Linked DNA regions of Homo sapiens: region 1 is linked to region 2. Evidence: chromatin loops called from intact Hi-C (ENCODE). Cell type or tissue: mammary epithelial cell. All regions are shown on one strand. Links, peaks and the distances in the headings refer to the core of each region. The heading gives the core; the rest is flanking DNA.

What was found. Hi-C counts contacts between places; a loop is a spot of excess contacts. Peaks named below come from ENCODE experiments on the same cell type or tissue, not always from the same donor. Only the 100,000 strongest peaks of a DNase experiment are listed, where the experiment ranks them.
Region 1: it touches region 2 in a loop (6-fold over the local background); 1 of 110 quality-filtered maps calls a loop at or near these places.

Annotation. Positions count from the first base shown.
Region 1 is chr10:27,476,692-27,487,951 of GRCh38, reverse strand. No RefSeq gene overlaps it. Among named protein-coding and RNA genes, the nearest start is that of RAB18, 22 kb to the left of the region's middle. In mammary epithelial cell, for the core only: no CTCF peak of the experiment used is centred there; DNase peaks (open chromatin) are centred at 4,211 and 4,521; H3K4me3 peaks cover 300 bases; H3K27ac peaks cover 3,187 bases.
Region 2 is chr10:27,384,791-27,394,198 of GRCh38, reverse strand. No RefSeq gene overlaps it. Among named protein-coding and RNA genes, the nearest start is that of PTCHD3, 25 kb to the left of the region's middle. RefSeq lists an enhancer at 9,049-9,218. In mammary epithelial cell, for the core only: no CTCF peak of the experiment used is centred there; DNase peaks (open chromatin) are centred at 2,688 and 3,308; H3K27ac peaks cover 370 bases.

The sequences.
Region 1 (11,260 bases), core at 2,565-7,564, 92 kb before region 2:
AATTTATTGTCCTTTGTTAAGATGTTATATAACCCCAGATTCTAAACACCCCTTTGAGTTACTTATCACTGGGTTTCTCTTGCGTGTTTGCACGCTGCATATGGTAATAAACTATGTTTTCCTCTTGGTCATCTGTCTTTTATCAGTCTAATTCACAGGTCCCCAGTTAGAAAACGTAGGAAGATAAAGAAAATTAAGGTTTTCTTCCTCCCCTACATTTCCAATGTTTTGCCAGTATACTCTCTTTTCCTTTAAGCCAGATTACATTTGGGTTCCCCTTACTTGCCAACCAAAGAGTGCTGACTGGCACATTCAGAAAATCTCTAAAAGCTCCCAGTATTATTCTCCCTTCAAGGAGCCTAAAATCCCTAACATTAGAGTCAATCCTGGCTGAGGCATTGTATTTGGAAAACTCTCATAAAGTGAAGGTACTATCCAGGAAGAACCAAAGATGAACTCATCAGATTTTACACAGAGCATAGAACTGTTGCTATTTAGGAGATAGGCAGCTATCTCCTAAAAGAAGACAGGGCCCTGAGTGGAGAACAATAGATAACTACTTTTTTTTTTTTTTTTTGAGATGGAATCTCACTGTCACCCAGGCTGGAGTGCAGTGGCACGATCTTGGCTCACTGCAACCTCCACCTCCCAGGTTCAAGAGATTCTCTTGCCTCAGCCTCCTGAGTAGTTAGGATTACAGATGTGTGCCACCACATCCGGCTAATTTTTGTGTTTTTAGTAGAGACGGGGTTTCACCATGTTGGTCAGGCTGGTCTCAAACACCTGACCTCATGATCCACCTGCCTCAGCCTCCCAAAGTGGTGGGATTACAGACGTGAGCCACCACTACTTTCGAAGGAGGAGGACAGCCCTGAGCTGCGTTGTAACTGGGGAAGACTTGGGGAATCTAGGGTTGGGATAAGAGCACCAAACATTTAAGAAGAGTTAATGACTTTGCCTTAGATGGGAGACATGAAATATCAGCTTTGTTTATTAAATATCAGCTTTGTTTATTAGCAGCATCTAATCAGACAGACTTAATTTCAAAGCTTCATTCAGTCATTTGCTGTCTGTACGATCTTGAGGCAAGTCATTCTGGTTTTTGAGCCTCGATTTCTTCACTTGTAAAATGGAATGAATTATACCTACCTTTAAGGGTCAACTGCATTATTTAACACAATAAATACATAATGTCTAGAAACTAGCACATTTTTAATAGATAATGGTTATTATCATTATCATTAATTTAGCCAGTCCCATAGATAATAGTTACATCAATAACAGTGATTCCCCCAGGGGTTGTACTATGAAGGGCTGACTTGAGAACCTGGGTTCAAAGCCAGGGCTTAAAGGTAAGAGGTTTATCAGAAAGTATATTTTTTCTTCTAGCAAAGATGACCCAAAGAAGGCACAATTTAGTGCTAGAGAAGACTGGGCTTATCCTGGGAGTGGATTCTAATGATCAGATCTCCATCCAAGGTGATCTGATCATTCCTGCCCAGTGCTCAACAGAAGTAAATTGGGATATAATAGGAGGGTTCTGCCAGTTTCTAACAACTTAAGGATAGTCTCTTAATGTGAAAAAAAAAATGATGCCCTATCCAATGTTTAAGAGGTAGAGAATCAAGCTTGAGCTAAATTTGATCATCTTGATAATGTAGTTCTCTCAGAGTTGCTGATATGTCTAACACTGAGATGGAAGGGAGCTTCACGGAGAGGGTGAGAAGTTGCACTGCTTTTCAACCTGAGTCACACTTTAGAAACACCTGGAACTTAAAGCTGTTGATGTTGGATGCCATCCCTCAAGAAAGTCCCATGCCTTAGGTCAGGGTGGGGCATGAGCTTTAAAAAAATTATTCAGATAATTCTAACATGCTGCCAGAGATGAGATCCATTAGGTAGAGAATTCCACGACTTTGGGTCCCATATATACAGGAACAACTACAGTATAAAATGGTGGTGTTGGTGACTCTGGGAGCAATAAGTATCACATGCAGTTAGTGTGAGCTCTGCTGGCAGAGCTGGCATCACTTACTAGAATAAATCATATCCATGGAACCCAAGGAAAATCAGGAGTTCTCAGGTGATAAGGAGAGAGCCCTACCTATGAATGACTGATGGACTCTGAAGAATCCCAGGACAAGGAGCTATGAAGTTGCTCTCTTTCCCTTGTGAACCCTTAAACCACAAGATTAACACAATCACTGCATTTTCAATGACTTGTATACAAACTAATATAAGCAATTGTGCCTCATGTAGGCATTTCTGACTAGATACAACACAGTAATAAAACCACTCATTGCAAAGTTGTTGGTTAGAGAGCAAAGGCTGGCATATACAAACTCTTTGTCATTAGAAAATATTACACTGACGGGTAGAGGGAACAGAGGGTTCTGGAATGCTTGTACTGTTCTGTTTCTTGTTCTGGATGCTGGAGACACGGGTATGTTCAGTTTATAAAAATAGGTATGTACACTTATGAATTGTGTACTTTTCAATATGTATTTTATACTTCAGTACAGTATATGACAAATATTAAAAACTGACTAACCACTGCTTCCTTTCAGCATGTGTATGGAGGATGGCTAGATAATTCTTATCAATGGGAAAATAAATGTCCACATTGAATTCTTCCACTTACAGAGCTTGGGAGGAGTTACACAGGGAAAGGGTTACAGAAGAAAGATGGAAATTGCAAAGTGTTTGCTGGTTCTTCAGTGCTACCCAGGGGTGAACAGGTGGTCTTTTGTTTAGCAAAATGATGAATGTGTTTTCAAACATGCAGAAGGTGAACAGACCTCAACATGAGGAAGAAGCAGAGAGCTCATTGCTCTGTCCTGTAATTAAACAGATTCTAATTTAGGAGAAAGCTAAAGGTGAAGGGACCTGGGGAATCAGGGAATAAGAGGAGATACCTGAGAGAGAGGATTGCTTAGGCTATGTGATGGCATATTGCAGCTTGGGAAAAGATGCCCATACAGACTGGGAATGCATTCTGAAGATGCAATGGTTACAAGACTCTTAAGAAAAGAGAAATCAATTATTTAATTTCAAATTTGTTTATGTGACTGCAGTGAAAACCCCATCCATTGATTCAGACCCTTGGTAACATCTGCTACCTTAGCTACCCTGCTACCCACCTGTTTTGTTGTATTTATTTATTTACTTATTTAGAGACAGGGTCTCACTCTGTCTCCTAGGCTGGAGTGCAGTGGTGTGATCTCAGCTCACTGCAGCCTCTGCCTCCTGGGTTCAAGCGATACTCCTGCCTCAGACCCCACCAAGTAGCTGGGATTATAGGAAGGCATCACCATGCCCGGCTAATTTTTCCATTTTTAGTAGAGACGGGGTTTCACTGTGTTGCTCAGGCTGGTCTCGAACTCCTGACCTCAGGTGATCCACTTGCCTCAGCCTCCCAAAGTGCTGGGATTACAGGTGCCCACCACCATATCTGGCTAACTTTAAAAATATTTTTAGTAGAGACAGGGTTTCACCATTTGACCAGGCTGGTCTTGAACTCCTGACCTCAAGTGATCAGCCCACCTCGGCCTCCCAATGTGTTGGGACGACAGGTGTGAGCCACCATGCTCAGCCAGCTACTTAACATTTCTAAGCTTGTTTTCTTTTGTATAAAATGGGGGAAAATAACTCTCACGCAGAGATTCTGTGAGACCTAAATGAAAGGATGTATTTGAAGCAAGTCCCTTACCAGATAGCATATAGTAAATAATAAATATTAACTCCTTTCCTTTTTGCTCATCCATAATATGGCATATAGAAATATTTTATAAATTACAAAGTGCCATACAAATAATTGTTAAAAAAATTAGTGATAACTAAAATTTGTTGACTGATTATTTGCAAAGCATATTCCTTCCTAACAATTAATTTCAAGAAGTAGAAAGAGTATTTTCATACCATAAATTCAATGAATGATTTTCATGCAGTGATTTTCACCTGGGAGCATTTTGGCTTCCCGAGGGTCATCTGGCAATGTCTGGGGACATTTTCGATCATCACAGCTTGGGGAATGCTACTGGCATCTAATGAGGACAGGCCAGAGACGCTGTTAAATATCATACAATGCATAGGACAGGCTCCCACAACAAAGAATTATCCAGCTCAAAATGTGAATGGCTCCACTCTTGAAAAACAGTTTTGGTGGCAAAGCAAGTTAGTCCGGTTTGTCTTCATATCAATTTTATTGAGTGCCCACGCACACATCAACATATTTTAACCTTAAAGTATCCCCTCCTTATCCTGCGGACTCTCAAAAGGAATGAGAAAATTCACTTCTAAGGTGACCCTGTTCTTAGATGTTCAGGCATATAAACCATGAGCCTGTAATATCAATGCAAAGCTTGTGTTCTGCCCCAGAAAAGTCTAGAGAACTCTCTCACTAGACACTCTCCTCCACACCCCATTAAAAGGTACATTATATTTTGTACAGTGTTACCACTTTAAATGACCTGTACAGTCCTGCCTGTCTCAAGCAATACTTAGTAAATCAAATTCCATGGTACTCAGCTCATTTCATGATTCAACAATGTGGATGGAGCTCTTTCCGGTAGTGAAGATGATTGCTTCAGAGTAAGAACCTGCCTTCATAGCAATCCGGAATCTTAATTTTAGAAATCAGAATGAGACAATTTACAGCTAATGAAAAGATTGTTCAGAAACATTTCTGTTATTGCTAAGTAAACGTTCTTCCCGGCTATGAACCTAACAGAGGGTGGAGCTAGTAACCTGGGGCAACAGAGCTGTTGATATTGTGCTGTTCAGCTTCTTCATCTCCCACCGTCCCTGCTACTTTCTTAATCCCTGGCTCCATGAGAGCAGCCAGAGGTCCTACAACAAAGTCAGAGCTGGGTTAGGGGCAAAGGATGCTGGGAAAGCTGTGTGCAACATGCAGTGGAGTTGTTCTAGAATGCAGTAATAATTATTCTATAATTTACTTTGTATTTTCACAACACATTACTTTTTTTGTTTGTTTTTGTTTTTGTTTTTGAGACAGAGTCTCACTCTGTGGCACAGGCTGGAGTGCAGTGACATGATCTAGGCTCAGTGCAACCTCTGCCTCCCGGGTTCAAGCAATTCTCCTGCCTCAGCCTCCCTAGTAGCTGGGACTACAGGCATGCGCCACCACACTGGCTAATTTTTCTATTTTTAGTAGAGGTGGGGTTTCATCACGTTGCCCAGGCCGGTCAGTCTTCAACTCCTGACCTCAGGTGATCTGCCTGCCTCGGCCTCCCAAAGTGCTGGGATTACAGACATGAGCCAACGCACCCAGCCCAAGACATAACTTATTTGATCCTTCCAACAACCCAATGATGTAAATAAAATAAATATCTTTAAGCCTACTTTACAGATTAAAAGAAAAAAAAAATCCTATAAAGGTTAAATGTCTTACTTTAAATCCTGCACCTATTAAGTATCTAGAGAGCCAGGTACAGTGGCTCATACCTGTAATCCCAGCTTTCTGGGAGGCCGAGGTGGGAGGATCACTTGAGCCCAGAAGTTCAAGACCAGCCTGATCAACACAGCAAGACCCCGTCTTTACAAAAAAAAAAAAAAAAAAAAAATTAATTAGCTGGTTCCAGCTACTCAGGAGGTCAAGAGGCTGAAATGGAAATATGGCTTGAGCCCTGGAGTTCGAGGCTGCCATGAGCTATATGATTGCACCACTGGTCTCCAGCTTGGGCAATAGAACAAGACTCTGTCTTAAAAAAAAAAGAAAAGTATCTACGATCCAAGCCTTCTGTGATGGTTAATATTGAGTGTCAACTTGTTTGGATTGAAGGATACAAAGTATTGTTCCTCAGTGTATCTGTGAGGGTGTTGCCAAAGGAGATTAACATTTGAGTCAGTGGACTGGGAGAGGCAAACCTACTACCCTCAATCTGGGTGGGCACCATCTAATCAGCTGCTAGCATAGCTAGAATAAAGTAGGCAGGAGAAGATGGAAGAGCAGACTTGCTGAGTCTTCTGGCCTTCATCTTTCTCCTATGCTGGATGCTTCCTGCCCTCAAACAGCAGATTCCAAGTTCTTCAGCTTTTGGACTGTTGGACTTATACCAGTGGTTTGCCAGGGCTCTCGGGGTTTTGGCCACAGACTGAAGGCTGCACTGTTGGCTTCTCTATTTTTGAGGCTTTGGGACATGGACTGATCCACCACTGGCTTCCTTGCTCTTCAACTTGCAGATGGCCTATCATGGGATTTTACCTTGTCATCACATGAGTCAATTCTCCTGAATAAACTCCCTTTCATACATACATATATCCTATTAGTTCTGTCCCTCTAGGGAACCCTGACTAATACACCTTCCAACTCCTAAGAGTTCTTTACACTTAGAGTACACAAAAATATAGTTTGTGCTCCTTTTCTTCCAGTTCTCTGCATTTACTTCCCTTTTCTCTGTTGCAGGAGTGCAAAAGAAAACTGGAGATACTGACCTGTTGTAACCCAGCCTGCAGACTCCAGAAAAGGCGCAGAAATCCTTGACTTAGCCTGCTGGTATTCTCCAAATCAGAAAGTATCTGCCCTGCAAAAATGCCTATGGGAAATCATTCATTTCCTAAAAACTCATTTTCATAATGTAATTAATCATCCTGGACAGATTTTTCAAAATTAGCCATTATTTTTTCTTGCCTAATTTCACCTATTACTGTAATTTAAGCCATATTACTGTGATTTAATGTGCTTTTCTTCAGGATTATTACTTTAAACATTGGAAGACGACTTGTTCCAAATTAGCAATGTCATGACCTGAATGAATGTACTTATTCCCTTCGTTAACTCTTAGCTATTCATTCTTCCTTGAAAGGATCTTTCAGTTCCCTTAACTTCCTCTTATTTGAATACTCACTGTAATTTTGTTCATACAGAACATAAGGATCTTTTCTTCCTTTCTGAGAAGTTAGAGCCACCCTTGTTCCAGTTATAGGAAGTTTTAATGAGGGTTTTAGGTGTGTGTATGTAGGGAGATAATTTTATTATTTTTTTTTATTCTTGGAGGGGTCAAAAATTTGACAACCAGCTCTTAATATTATTAAAACTTAGAAATTTATTATATATAGCTACAAATTGTAGCTTGTCTCTAGAACTGTGAAGGACAAAACCAAGAATGTAGTACTCCTGTAGCAGTGTATGGGCCCTGAATTCAGAATACATACCTTCTAACTTCTGTAAACATAACCCAAAATTATACTGTTATTCCTTTTTGCTACTGTACTTTGAAAATTCATAACTTCAAAGGCATAGTAAAATTCTGAGTGAGCAGATGTGATTCATTAACTTCTCCATAATGAGGGAGGCTTCAGCTGGGAAAACAGAAATATTCTGTTCTGGTATCTTCTACCTCTAGGAGAAAACTTTATAATTACTTTGAAGTCACTATGAACATAGGAAACTTCAGCACAGATAAAGAAGGGCGAGGATGTCACTGGAGGAAACAGACAGTGCTTGAGCTCACCAGCCCTTTGCTATGTCAATCCTTGTCTACCTTTGAACTATACCATCATGACTTCTCTTCTTGTAACTGAATGTTGAGTTTCTTGTCTTCAATTCCTTTTCTTTTTTCTTTTTTTTTTTTTTTTTTAAGACAGAGTCTCCTTCTGTCACCCAGGCTAGAGTGCAGTGGCGTGATCTTGGCTCACTGCAACCTTCGCCTCCTAGGTTCAAGTGATTCTCCTGCCTCAGCCTCCCGAGCTGTAATCCCAGCACTTTGGGAGGCTGAGGCGGGTGGATCATGAGGTGAAGAGATCAAGACCATCCTGGCCAACATGGTGAAACCCCATCTCTACTAAAAATACAAAAATTAGCTGGTCATGGTGGTGCGCGCCTGTAGTCCTACTTCCTTTTCTTTAAGCAGTAAAAACTTTATTGTTGTTAGCAATTCATGCTTCAGTGAACAAGTTTACTGGGACCACATATGCCAAACCAAAAATCAGTCTCTCTCGATCACATACAAACATACATTTTTTATTGTGAAATATTATTCACATATAAAATGTATATGTATAGTTTAACAACTAGTTGAAGAAACATACACTGGTGCAACCATCATATAGGTCACAAAATGGAAATTTTCTAGCACTGCAGCAACTGATCAGTGCAGTCCTTCCTACTCCCAACCCATCTACCCATTCAAGATCACTGCTATCCCAACTTACACTAATCATTTCCTGCTTGTTTTAAAATATATAGTTTTACCATATGTACTTTGTTTTCTAAATTTTTTTTTTTTTTTAGATGGAGTCTCACTCTGTCGCCACACTGGAATACAGTGGCACGATCTTGGCTCACTGCAACCTCTGTCTCCCAGGTTCAAGCGATTCTCCTGCCTCAGCCTCCCAAGTAGCTGGGACTACAGGTGTGCACCACCACACCCAGCTAATTTTTGTATTTTTAGTAGAGGTGGGGTTTCGCCATGTTGGTCAAGCTGGTCTCGATCTCCTGACCTTGTGATCTGCCCGCCTCGTCCTCCCAAAGTGCTGAGATTACAGGCGTGAGCCACCGCGCCTGGCTGTTTTCTAAAATTTTTAATAAGATGCATACATATTGTGTGCAAATTTAATGCATCCAAGTTCGTTGCTGTATTAGATTCTACTTTATAAAAATACCACAATTTGTCCTTTCTGCTGATAATAACCATCTGGGTTGTTTCCAGTTTGGGGCAATTTTATCAACACTATTGTGAACATGCTTGTACATGTATCTAGGGTATACCTTGGAGTGAAGCTTCTGAGTCACAGGGTAGGCATATCTTGAACATTACCATATAGAATTAAACCATCTCGCAAAGTAGTTGTACAAATTTAAACTCTTATCCATTGTACATGTGAGTTCTTGCAGTTCAACATTCTGGCCAACTCTTGGTATGGTGAGATCTTAAATTTTTGCAATCAAATGGTTTAAAGAAAGGTATGATTCTTGCAACTTTTCTGTCAATCCAAAATTATTTACCAAAATCCCTTTGATGGTCAATCTCTCCTACCATTTTCAACAAGTGGAACTCCACATACCAAATGTCTAGATATTTAAAAGATGCCAAGCTAATAAACAGTGAAATTCAAAAGTCACCTATATGATGATGTTGTAGGAGTATCTCATTGTGATTTTAATTTGCATTTCTCTGATCACTAATGAGATCACTAATAAGCCCCTTTTATGCCTAGTTTCCATTTAGATTTCCTCTTTTGTGAAGTGCCTGTTCAGGGTCTTTTGTCCATTTTTAGCATTCTCTATGTTTTTTCCATCATAGATGTTCTCTAAATGTTCTGAATACCACTCCTCTGTCAGTTATACAGTTGAAGATGTCTTCTCCAATACTTAGTATATAGTTTCATTTATTTTATGATGTATTTAGAAATTCTTAATTTCAGTGTAAAAAGTAATGAAACATGGCCTATGGTTGAACAAAGAAACAGTCTATAAAAGCAAACCTAGAGATGGCTCAGTTACTGAGTTTATCAGACAGGGACTTTAAAATAACTATAATAAATATGTTAAAGAATCTAGTTGGTAAAAATGGGCAACAGGCATAAAACAGGTAGGTAATATCCAAAGAGAGCTGGAAATGATAAAAAAATTAAAATGTAGAAATAATAAGTACAATAACAGACATGAGAATCATTCAGTGGTCTTAGCAGACTGGACATAACAGAAGAAAAAAAAGTCGGTGAGCTTGTAGACAAGTCAATTGAAATTATCCAAATTAACCTAAACATATGGCCAGGCTGGTCTTGAACTCCTGACCTCAAGTGATCTGCCCCCCTCAGCCTCCCAAAGTGCTGGGATTACAGGCGTGAGCCACTGCACCTAGGCATATCAGGAGTTTTAGAAGTGGAATAGACACAGAGAAGAGCAGTTATGGAGAGGCCAGGGTTGGATCAGTGGAGAGGGGTCATGACTCTGGCCAGCTTATAATGGAGCCATATATGGCAAGGAGATAGTTGAATGCCTCTTTGAGGCTGTAGGTCAAGAGAGCTCCTTGTTCTATGCAGCCAGCTGAGGTGAGTCAAAGCCTTTTTCTTTCTTTATCCCTGTTATTCCTGCTGCTCTAATTTACAGTTCACAGCACATATAGTCCCAGAACATGTCCCTTTCCCCCTTTCCAATGATAGCATAGTGGAAAATGTGGGAACTGTCTTCAATTTTGCAGACTTTTCTCCCCCTTAGTTTCCAGTTTTGTTTCCAGTTTTTGTCCTTTTGTGTATCTTCTTGGGTAATCTAATGGGAAAGTTGGAGAGGTCCCATCAGGCACATCTAGCCTGGTTTTCTTCACAACTTTTTATTATTTAAATATTTTCATATAGACAGGGAAGTGGGAAGAATTTTACAGGGAACATCCATATACCCACCAAATAATTCTACCTAAAGTATTAACTTATTAACAATAAATTTTAACTTGTATACATGCTTTATAATAAATTTTAGTTTAATTCAAGCAGATTCTTATCATGCACATTCTCAGGACCTATAAGCCTTAGATAGACTTTAAAATATTAATTATAAAATAATTAACTAGAGAAACAAGAACTGCAGTATATGTCATTGGGCTACAAATGGTATGTCTGCATTATATTAACAAGTAGAGAGTTGAAGCAATCATTTTAATAACTCCTGTTTTAAAAAATTTTTGTGATGGTTGGTTTAATAATTTTTTACAACTGTCCACCTCATTCCATATATAAAAACTGGTCATAAGAGTTAAAAAGAGAAATAAAGTGATCCTGATAACAATTTGGGCCCATATTGTTTCATGTAAAAATTTACCTAAAAATCAACCAGCTATAGTGGCTCACACCTGTAATCCCAGCACTCTGGGAGGCTGAGGCAAGAGGACTGCTTGAGCCCAAGAGTTTGAGACCAGCCCAGCCTGGGCAACATGGTGAAACCTTGTATCTACAAAAAACACAAAAATTAGTCGGGCGTGGTGGCGTGCACCTGTGATCCCAGCTTCTCAGGAGGCTGAGGTGGAAAGATTGATTGATCCCAGGAGGTCCAGTCTGCAGTGTGCTGTGATCATGCCACTGCACTCCAGCCTGGGTGACAGAGCAAGACCCTGTCTCAAAAAAAAAAAAAAAAAAAAAAGAGTAAAATATAAATCAATCTTGAAATTCATGGAATCTCCTTTTGTAGATTTTTTTTTTTTTTCAGACAGAGTCTCACTCTGTCACCCAGGCTGGAGTGCAATGGTGCGATCTTGGCTCACTGCAACCTCTGCCTCCCAGGTTCAAGTGATTCTCCTATCTCAGC
Region 2 (9,408 bases), core at 441-5,440:
CCTGCAGTGGTGATGGTCAAGCAGGGCCACCCCTACCACCATATTGCTACATTTTCACTGAGTCATGGGCCATTGCCAGCAGCCTAGCTAAAATGTCAGGAGAACAGCGGCTCAGTGACCAGGCTATTAAAGGATCCCCTGTGTGAGGACGAGGACTATGCCAACAGCTTCCTGTCTTAAAGGGACAAATACATGTCACTCATAGGAATACCATAGTCACCCTTGAGATAACTTATCTCATGTTTTTTGGATACTCTGTGAGATGTCCCATTAACCAAACAGCATACTTCACTGCCCAAGCAACATGACACGGGCTACACTTTCAGAGGATATGATCACAAGATATGATGGGCTTTCCATACACTCTATTATGCACAGGCCAGTGAAACCGTTAAATGATGGAACAGCTGATTCACACAGCAACTGAAGAGAGAACATCAAGACAACCTGCTGGTGGGGTGGTACCCCCACCTGACTAGGGTAATATGGGCACTAAACACAAGGAAAACACAGCATTGCAACGCATGTTGAGAAACACTGAACTTGGTAAGGGTGGTGGTGGACCAGGCAGCTCCCTAATTGGCCTGAGCCTGCAAAATCCTCATGTTTCCAACAATTCTTTTTTCGCTTTAGAGAGCATATCCTGTGGGTGGTTTGCAGTTCAGGCTGCCACAGTACCCCCAGACAGGGGGCCCTCTGACTCTAATCTGGAGGCAATGCTTCCCTTTGGTGCCTCCCTTCCCCTCTATGTGATCCCACAAGGGTGGGCGACAAAACCAAGGAATACAAGGGTGCTAGGGTCCCTCTAGAGGCAGTAGGGACATCTGATCCTTCCAGTCAAGTGGGCAGTGTTATCAGGCATGTTAAGTTTGTACAGGACATGATCTCTCTTCCTACACTGGACAACTGAGGCCAAAAGGTCTGGGTTAAGCAGCAAGGGCAAGGGGTGTCCTCAGAAGTGGCAGCCTCAGGAGAGGGACAGACAGGCTACGTCACTACACCACCTCAGCCCAATTCATATCTGATGGGTAGGAAACACCTGGGCCTCCTGGAAGGGGTAGGGGTGGGGCACGAACCTGTCAGTCTGCTTTTCCACAAGGATGTGGCAGCAGAAGCCTGGAATTGTAATGCTTTGGTGGGCTCTTTCAAGCTATGGCCATGGCAGGCAACCTGACGAAGTGTTGGATCTGCCACCCTGGACCTCCTCCTGTCACAGACCACAGCAACCTTCTCCTTCTGCCAGTGGTAAACTAAACCATTAGTCTGTTCTCATGCTGCTAATAAAGACATATCCAAGACTAGGTAATTTTTAAAGAAAAAGTGGTTTAATGAATTCACAGTTCCATGGCTGGGGAAGCCTCACAATGATGACAGAAGGTGAAAGAGAAGAAAGGCACGTCTTACATGGCGGCAGGCAAGAGAGAGAACATGTGCAGGGGAACTCCCCTTTATAAGACCATCATATCTCATGAGACTCATTCACTGTCATGAAAACAGCACAGGAAAAAACCCACCCTCATGATTCAATTACCTCCCACCAGGTCTTCCATGACACATGGGAATTATGGGAGCTACAGTTCAAGATTTGGGTGGGGATACAACCAAACTATATCAACCATTATTCCCTGAGTATTGTCAGAGTGTAAGGCAATAACACCTGAGCGTGGCTTACTAAGCAAGGATCTGGCACCTGCCACATGACAGGGAACTGGAGGTGCCCTATTAACTGACTCTGTGGCAAAATGTCACAACCACAACTAACAAAACCTTGGTGGGCAGGTACTTTCATGGACACACTCCTTTGATTACATGGACTACAAGTGTCCCAGTAGTGATAATGAAAACAAAGACCAGACTACCCCTAGCGCTCTGTGTAGGATTCATGAACAATATTGTATGGGAGAAACTGAGCTCATGCAACTATGCTATCAATCAGACTTGGCTGGTGAAAGCCAATGCATCTATCCCCTTGTATGGGCCACTGAACAATAAAATGAGGAAAGGTAAGTTATGTGCAGCCGAGGGCTACATCTTTCTCTGCAGATGGTCTGGCAGTAACCCAAATATAGGATGGGCATTGTCATGCCTGAAACTTTCTCTGCAGATGGTCTGGCAGTAACCCAAATACAGGTCGGGCTTTGTCATGCCTGAAAATCTGTAAGATAGAGGGATCCTGCATGTTGCATGTACTGGGGGTGCCCCAAGATACCACCCCTGGGAATAATGAGATGCCCCCATTTGGGCCTGCAGCCCAAAGCCATACACCAGACTTACTAGGAACCTTCCAGGAGGTAGAACTGACTGTGGGCTTATGTCCTTTATGAGATCTTTGAGACCATGCATCAGAGTCAGTGCTTAGGAAAAAGTGATAAGAAATCTGTCCCTGACCATGGCAGATATTGCTTCCTCCACTGTCACTGCCTTGACAGCCCAACAGACATCCCTCAACTCCCTCAGGAAGGCTGTTTCAGATGATATAAGTTACCTAGACTTTCTTTTAACCCAACTGGGAGGAGTGCATGCAATTGGCAATACTGCCTGCCATACCTGGATTAATACCACAGGTATGATGGAAACAAAAGTGAAGGAGATTCAGAAGCAGGTTCACTGGCCACAGACTGGAACCACCTGAAGAATTCCTCTTTCACCTCTTTGGCAATTTCTTACCTAGATTGTTTGGATTCTGGGCTAGGTCACTACTCCAGGCAGGCTTGGTCATGCTTGTGGTCGTAGTCCTCCTGAGCCTAGTGAAATGTATTCTGGCTATGGCCCAAAGGTGTTGCACTGAATGAAGATGTGTTGGTCAAGATGTTACACAAATCTGATAAGACAAACCTCCACCTCCAGATTTGGGCATATGGTTGGTGAGCATATGATATGGACTGGCTTTGCTAAGGGTAATATCTTGCGGAAGTGAGGTGGGGTGCACTGCAAGACAGTTCTCTAGGTGTCCTTGGACCAACCCCATTCTTCATCTTCCCTTACTCCCTCATAGTTCTCAAGAAGAACTGTAGAATGTGCTGGGAATGCAACACCTTGAGATGAGAGGGAGTTTGCCGGAATAGCTCAGGCTCATTCCAGCCCCATTCTAAAAACAGAATGTCCATCAATGCTTCAGCCCAATGTGGAACAATAAAATGAGGAAAGGGATATTATATGCATCCAAGGGCTACAGCTTTTATACCCCAATGTTGCCCCTGGGATACAAAACCCAGAGTGGGTTGCTTTCTGGAGTCCCTCAGCTGCAGTACAAGTAGGGCATGCACAGTCAAGGCTTCATCCATCCCAGGAAGCTTTCCAAGCCTTGGGGGGACTGACTCACAATGAATCCCAGGCATCTGCTGTCTGTTATTGCCTATCCTTAAGTAATAAATCCACTTAATGTAGCTTGTTGCATATGAGTACGTTCTGTCTCACTGGACTCAGATGACTTGATAAACCAGTACACAGTAAATTTGCTTCACAAAAACATGCAAGAATAAAAGAGTAATGTAAGCAGACATGGAATTCTAAGAAATAATCCAAAAGAAATGGAATTGTAACAGAAATGAAGAATGCCCTCAGTAGTCATATTGGTAGACTGGACACAGTTGAGGAAAGAATTTCTAAGCTTAAGGATATATCCATAAAACTTCTCAAACTGAAAAGCAAAGAGAAAAAAAGACTGGGGGAAAAAAAAGAATAGGCTGTCAAAGAACTGTGGGACAACTACAAAAGTTGTAACACATGCATAATGAGAATACCAGAAGGAGAAGAAAGAGAGAAGGGAACGAAGAAATTGTTGAAGCAATAATGACTTAAAATCTCCCCAAATTGATGTCAGACACCAAACCACAGACCCAAGAAACTCAGAGAATACCAAACAGGATAAATGTCAGTAATTATAATAATAATACTACACCAAGCACCTCATATTCAAACATCAGAAAAACAAAGAGAAAAACAAGAAAGAATCTAAAGGAGAAAACTACTTTACCTATTGAGGAGTAAAGATAAGAATTACATTCAACTCATCCTCAGAAACTATCCAAGCAACAAGAGAGTGGAGTGAAATATTTAGAGTGTTGAGAGTTCAAAACACCAACCTAGAATTTTGTATCCTGCAAAATTATCCTTCAAAAGTGAAAGAGACAAAAATTGAGGGGATTTATTGGCAGCAGACCTGCCTTGCAAGAAATCTTAATGTTCTTTGGAGAGGAGGAAAATGATATAGGTTGGGAACTCCTATCTACGTAAAGAAAGGAAGAGCACTGTAGAAGGAATAAGTAAAGGTAAAATGAAAATTTTTATTTTTTATTCTTATCTAACAGATAACAGTTTGTTCAAAATAAAAATAAAAACAATATATTTGGCAGTTATAGCTTACACATAAGTGAAACAAATAGCAGAAATGATTAAAGGAATGAAGGACAGAATTAGGAATACATTATTCTTATAAGATATTTACACTACCACTGAAGCAGAATAATGTTATCTGAAAGTAGACTTGTATTCGTTGTAAATGTGTATTACAAACTCTAGGGCAACCATTTAAAAGTGTTTTAAAAGAAGTATAATTGGACATTAGTAAGATGGTGGAATAGAAGGTAATGCACTCCTAACCCCCTAATAAGGATTCTATACCTATTCACAGTCAAAAGTCTCTCTGCAGGAGCCTCATTATTCGGGTTGGAGTTTGTGAAACCCCAGTGAGCCCAAGACCTATGAGAGTCATTTTGAGATTGCAGACCAACAGCCAGGTAGCTAATCCATTGAGTGTGCTCCCAAGTTCAAGCACAGAAATGGCCCAGTCCCACAAGGGCTTTGACTACAGCCCTGTTTGGCCTTGAGCCTACAACCAAAACCATCTTCCAAAGGTCCAGGAGGAATTGTACATACTAGGATCTTGGTGGAAAGGCTCACCTGCCTGCTGACATCAGTTCTGGCAGTGAACCTGAAAGTTGCTCTGTGGCTCAGCATTAGCCCCCCTCAGCTGAGGCCCAGCTCAGAACTGCTCACACAAGGACCCAGAGGGACACTTGCCCATATCTCACAGCTCAAGAGCCTGAGCTTCCCTGAAAGTTTTGCCAACTTCTGTCTCACAGCAGATTCCAAGGAGGCCCGGTCTCAGCTCCTGCTGCCATCAGGTAACTGTCCCATCTATGCTGAAACGTGTTGGGAAACAAAGTGCCCCCCTGATTCTTCGATATGGGCTCTCCAGCCTCCATCCCACAGCAGATCCCAAGGGGGTCCAATTCCAGCTCTGGCCTCTCTTGTTGCACAAGATCCTTGTGCAATCTCATTCCTTGGTATTTGGCCAGATGTGCTGAAAACTTATGTCCACACAAAAACCTGCACACAGATGTTCATAGCAGCTTTATTCATAATTTCAAGAACTTGGAAGCAACCAAGACATCCTTCAACAGGCAAATGGGTAAACCGTGGTACATCAGTGTTATATTATTCCATGCTAAAAAGAAACAAGCTCTCAAGCCATGAAAGACATGAAGGAACTTTAAATATATCTTAAGTGAAAGAAGCCAATCTGAAAAGCCTACATATTGTATGATTCCTACCGTAGGACATTCTGGAAAAGGCAAAACTTTGGAGACAGTGAAAAGATCAATTGTTGCCAGGGGTTTGGGAGAGGGAGGGATAAATAGGCCGAGCACAGAGGAGTTTCAGGACAGTGAAACTGTTCTGTACAATATTGTAATGGTAGATACAAGTCATTTTGCATTTGTCAAAACCCATAGAATGTACAACACCAAGAGTAAACCCTAATGTAAACTATAGGATTCAGGTGATAATAATGTGTTAATGTAAATTCATCTTCTGTAACAAAAGTACCACTCTAGTGTGGTAGGTTGCTAGTGTGAGAGCCTGCAAGTGGGAAGGTCAGGGGGCAGGGGCTATATGGGAACTCACTGTACTTTCTGCTCAACTTCACCATGAACCTAAAATTGCCCTAAACAAAATATAAAGTATATTTTAAAAATTTCTCAAGTCATATATTTTAAATACCTTTGTTTGATAAGAATCAAAACAAAGTCCATAGTTAATGTGTCTCTTAAGACTCTTAGTCTACAAATTCTCCCTCCTCTTTTTATTTCTCCCTCTTGTAGTTTATTTCTTAAAGAAACCAGGTCATTTGTCCTGGAGAGTTAGAATCCTACATTTTGGCTTTTGTTGATGGCATTATGTTTTAGCACATTCCTCTGACCCCTTGACATGGGTAAGACAGGTTTGATCAGAGATGTGCTTCGTTTTGTTTGCTGTTTGTTTTTGCAAGGTGGCATTGTGGGCTTTCAATCCATTATGTTAGGAGGTGCTTAACGACTGGCTCTCTGTTTAAGATGGTAAAATTCACTAATGTGTTTAGGTATTGTCAGCCTGGTCCAACCATTACAAAATACTTCATCAGTTTTTTCACTTAATTATTTTAACAGCTTTGGGAGGCAGAATAATACAATAATACCCTCCAAATATGTCCAGTTTTTTTTTTTTTTTTTTGAAATGGAATGACATTCTGTCGCCCAGGCTGGAGTGCAGTGGCGCAATCTCGGCTCACTACTGCAAACTCCGCCTCCTGGGTTCAAGCGATTCTCCTGCCTCAGCCTCTCAGTCTCCCGAGTAGCTGGGATTACAGGCACGCCCCACCATGCCTGGCTAATTTTTGTATTTTCAGTAGAGACAGAGTTTCACCACGTTGGCCAGACTGGTCTCAAACTCCTGACCTCAGGTGATCAGCCTGCCTCGGCCTCCCAAACAGCCGGGATTACAGACACACACACCATCATGCCCAGCTAATTTTTGTATTTTTAGTAGAGACGGGGTTTCACCATGTTGGCCAGGCTGGTCTTGAACTCCTGACCTCAAGTGATCCACCACCTCGGCCTCCCAAAGTGCTGGGATTACAGACGTGAGCCACCGTGCCCAGCCTTAATGGGTTTTTACTATCTTGAAGTTTCTCATGAGATTTAGTCAGATGTCAGCTGAGAATGCACACATATGAAGGTTTGACTGGGGCTGGAATCAGATCCATTTTCAAGATGGCTAACTCATATGACTGTCAAGTTGTGCTGGCTATTTGTGGGAGACCCCAGTTCCTCTCCATATGGGCCCCATCACAGGGCTGTTCCTGACAGCTGCCGGATTCCCCTGGACCAAGTGATCCAAGAGAATGGAAGCCAAAATGTCCTTTATGCTCTAGCTTAGGATGCCACACGGAATCATATCTGCTACTCCACTGGTCACACAGACCAGTTCTAATTCAATGTGCAAAGAAACAAAGTAATGAATACCAGGAGGTGATAAAAATTAGGGACCATCATAGAGGCTGGCTGTGAGTTTGTATGGATTAATTTTATCCCAGTTATGGTCACATTTTCCTTCTTCACATGTCTGGTACGTTTTTATTGGATGCTCCTTATGGAATATATGTCGTTGAGTACTAGATTTTGTTGCTTTCTCTAAATACTATTGGATCTGACAAAGTTATCTGTGTATCAGGTTGGTCTTTTCAAAGCTCATTTTTAGGACTTCTTAGGATGAATCTAGAACAGTCTTTAGTTCTAGGCTAGCTTTGCCCTACTACTAGGCACAACCCTCTGGGGTTTCTACTGAATCTCCCAGGTTTTCAATGAGGAATCTACATTCTGCCTGATCAAAAGTTAAACATCTCCCAGCTCTGTGAGAATGCTGGAGATTTAGGGTATACCTCTCTGGTTATGCTTTGCCTTGTCTCATAGAACTTCATCCTCTGCATGTGCCATATGTGGCTAAGTATTTAGTAATAGATTCTCTGGTCAAGCTTTGCAAAGCCTGACTTCATGGACATTTATCTTACACAGAGGTGACAAGGTATTTAGAGACATGCTAAAAGGGGCCCCGTGCAGATTTAGGAAGTGCTTTATCCCCATGGTACCTTCTACTCTGGCACTTTGACTTACATATTTTAGCCTGCCCAGAGCCCCTAAACTCTGCCCTATAAAGAAAATGCCATGCTCTGCCTGGATTTACCTTCATATTCTGTGGTTTGGAAAATGTCTCCATGAAGAAAATGAGGATGATTATAGGACTCACTTCATTTGTTTTCTGTCTTTCAGGGATCATAATTCTTCACTGTCTCTTGTCCGGTGCCTCAAAATCATTGTTTGACACACTTTGTCCAGTTCTTTTTTTTTTTTTTTTTTTTTTGAGACAAGGTCTCACTCTGTTGCCCAGGCTTAAGTGCAGTAGCACAATCATGACTCACTGCAGCCTCAACCTCCCAGGCTCGAGCAATCCTCCCGCCTCAGCCTCCAGAGTAGCTGGGACTCCAGGCGCATGCCACCACACTCGGCTAATTTTTGTAGAGATGGGGTTTCTTCATTTTGCCCAGGCTGGTCTTGAACTCCTGGGCTCAGTTTCCCAAAGTGGTGGGATTACAGACATGAGCCACCACACCCAGTCTTGCCCAGTTATTAACAATAACAGGACAAGCTCTCTTCCAATTATCTCATCATGGCTGGAAACAGATGTCCTCTATCTTTTTGTTTTCATGTTTATATCATTCATTTTGTTGTCTAACTTTACAGTCTGATTTTCTGTAGTCCATCTCCTTGAAGCAACCTTTGAAGTAAATATGAAACTTCAAATATCTGGAAATTCCCTTTTTTCTCTTAATAAATTAATAGAAATATGATACTACAAATATTTTTGTGGTTTCCTAGATAGGCTCTTAAGTCTCCTTAAATTTTTTTAAAAAACTTCCTGAACAAAGTAAGTAGGCTTTCAACACCACTGCAAAAGACACTGATACATACTATACCAATTGCCCAGAAAATTCAAAGGGAATCTTCCAAGTAACACTTTTGCCTCAAAATTTCAGAATAATTCACCACTGAAAATATTATCCTTTTATGCTGCAAGTGTGCAAGAAAGCATGACTCTCCTCCTCCATTCCCTGTATACACACGCATTCTTCCCTTCTCTGAAGGAAGATCTTTGATGTGGATGAGCAATTTAAGTATAAATTTGTTGGTTAATGTCTGTCAAAATATGTAGTTATGCTTTCTAAAGTTAAAGGATTTGCTGGCCATATAAGAATCAAATTGTAACACATTCATAAACAACACACACATTTATAATTATCATTTTGCTTTGATATTAAGTCCATTTATTAGTCCGTTTTCACATTGCTGATAAAGACATGCCTGAGACTGGGCAATTTACAAAAGAAAGAGGTTTATTGGATTCACAGTTCCATGTGCCTGGGGAGGCCTCATAATCATGATGGAAGGTGAAAGTCACGTCTCACATGGCGGCAGGCAAGAGAAGAGAGAACTCATGCAGGGGAACTCCTCTTTATAAAACAATCAGATCTTGTGAGACTTATTCACTATCATAAGAACAGAACGGGAAGGACTTCCCCCCATGATTCAATTA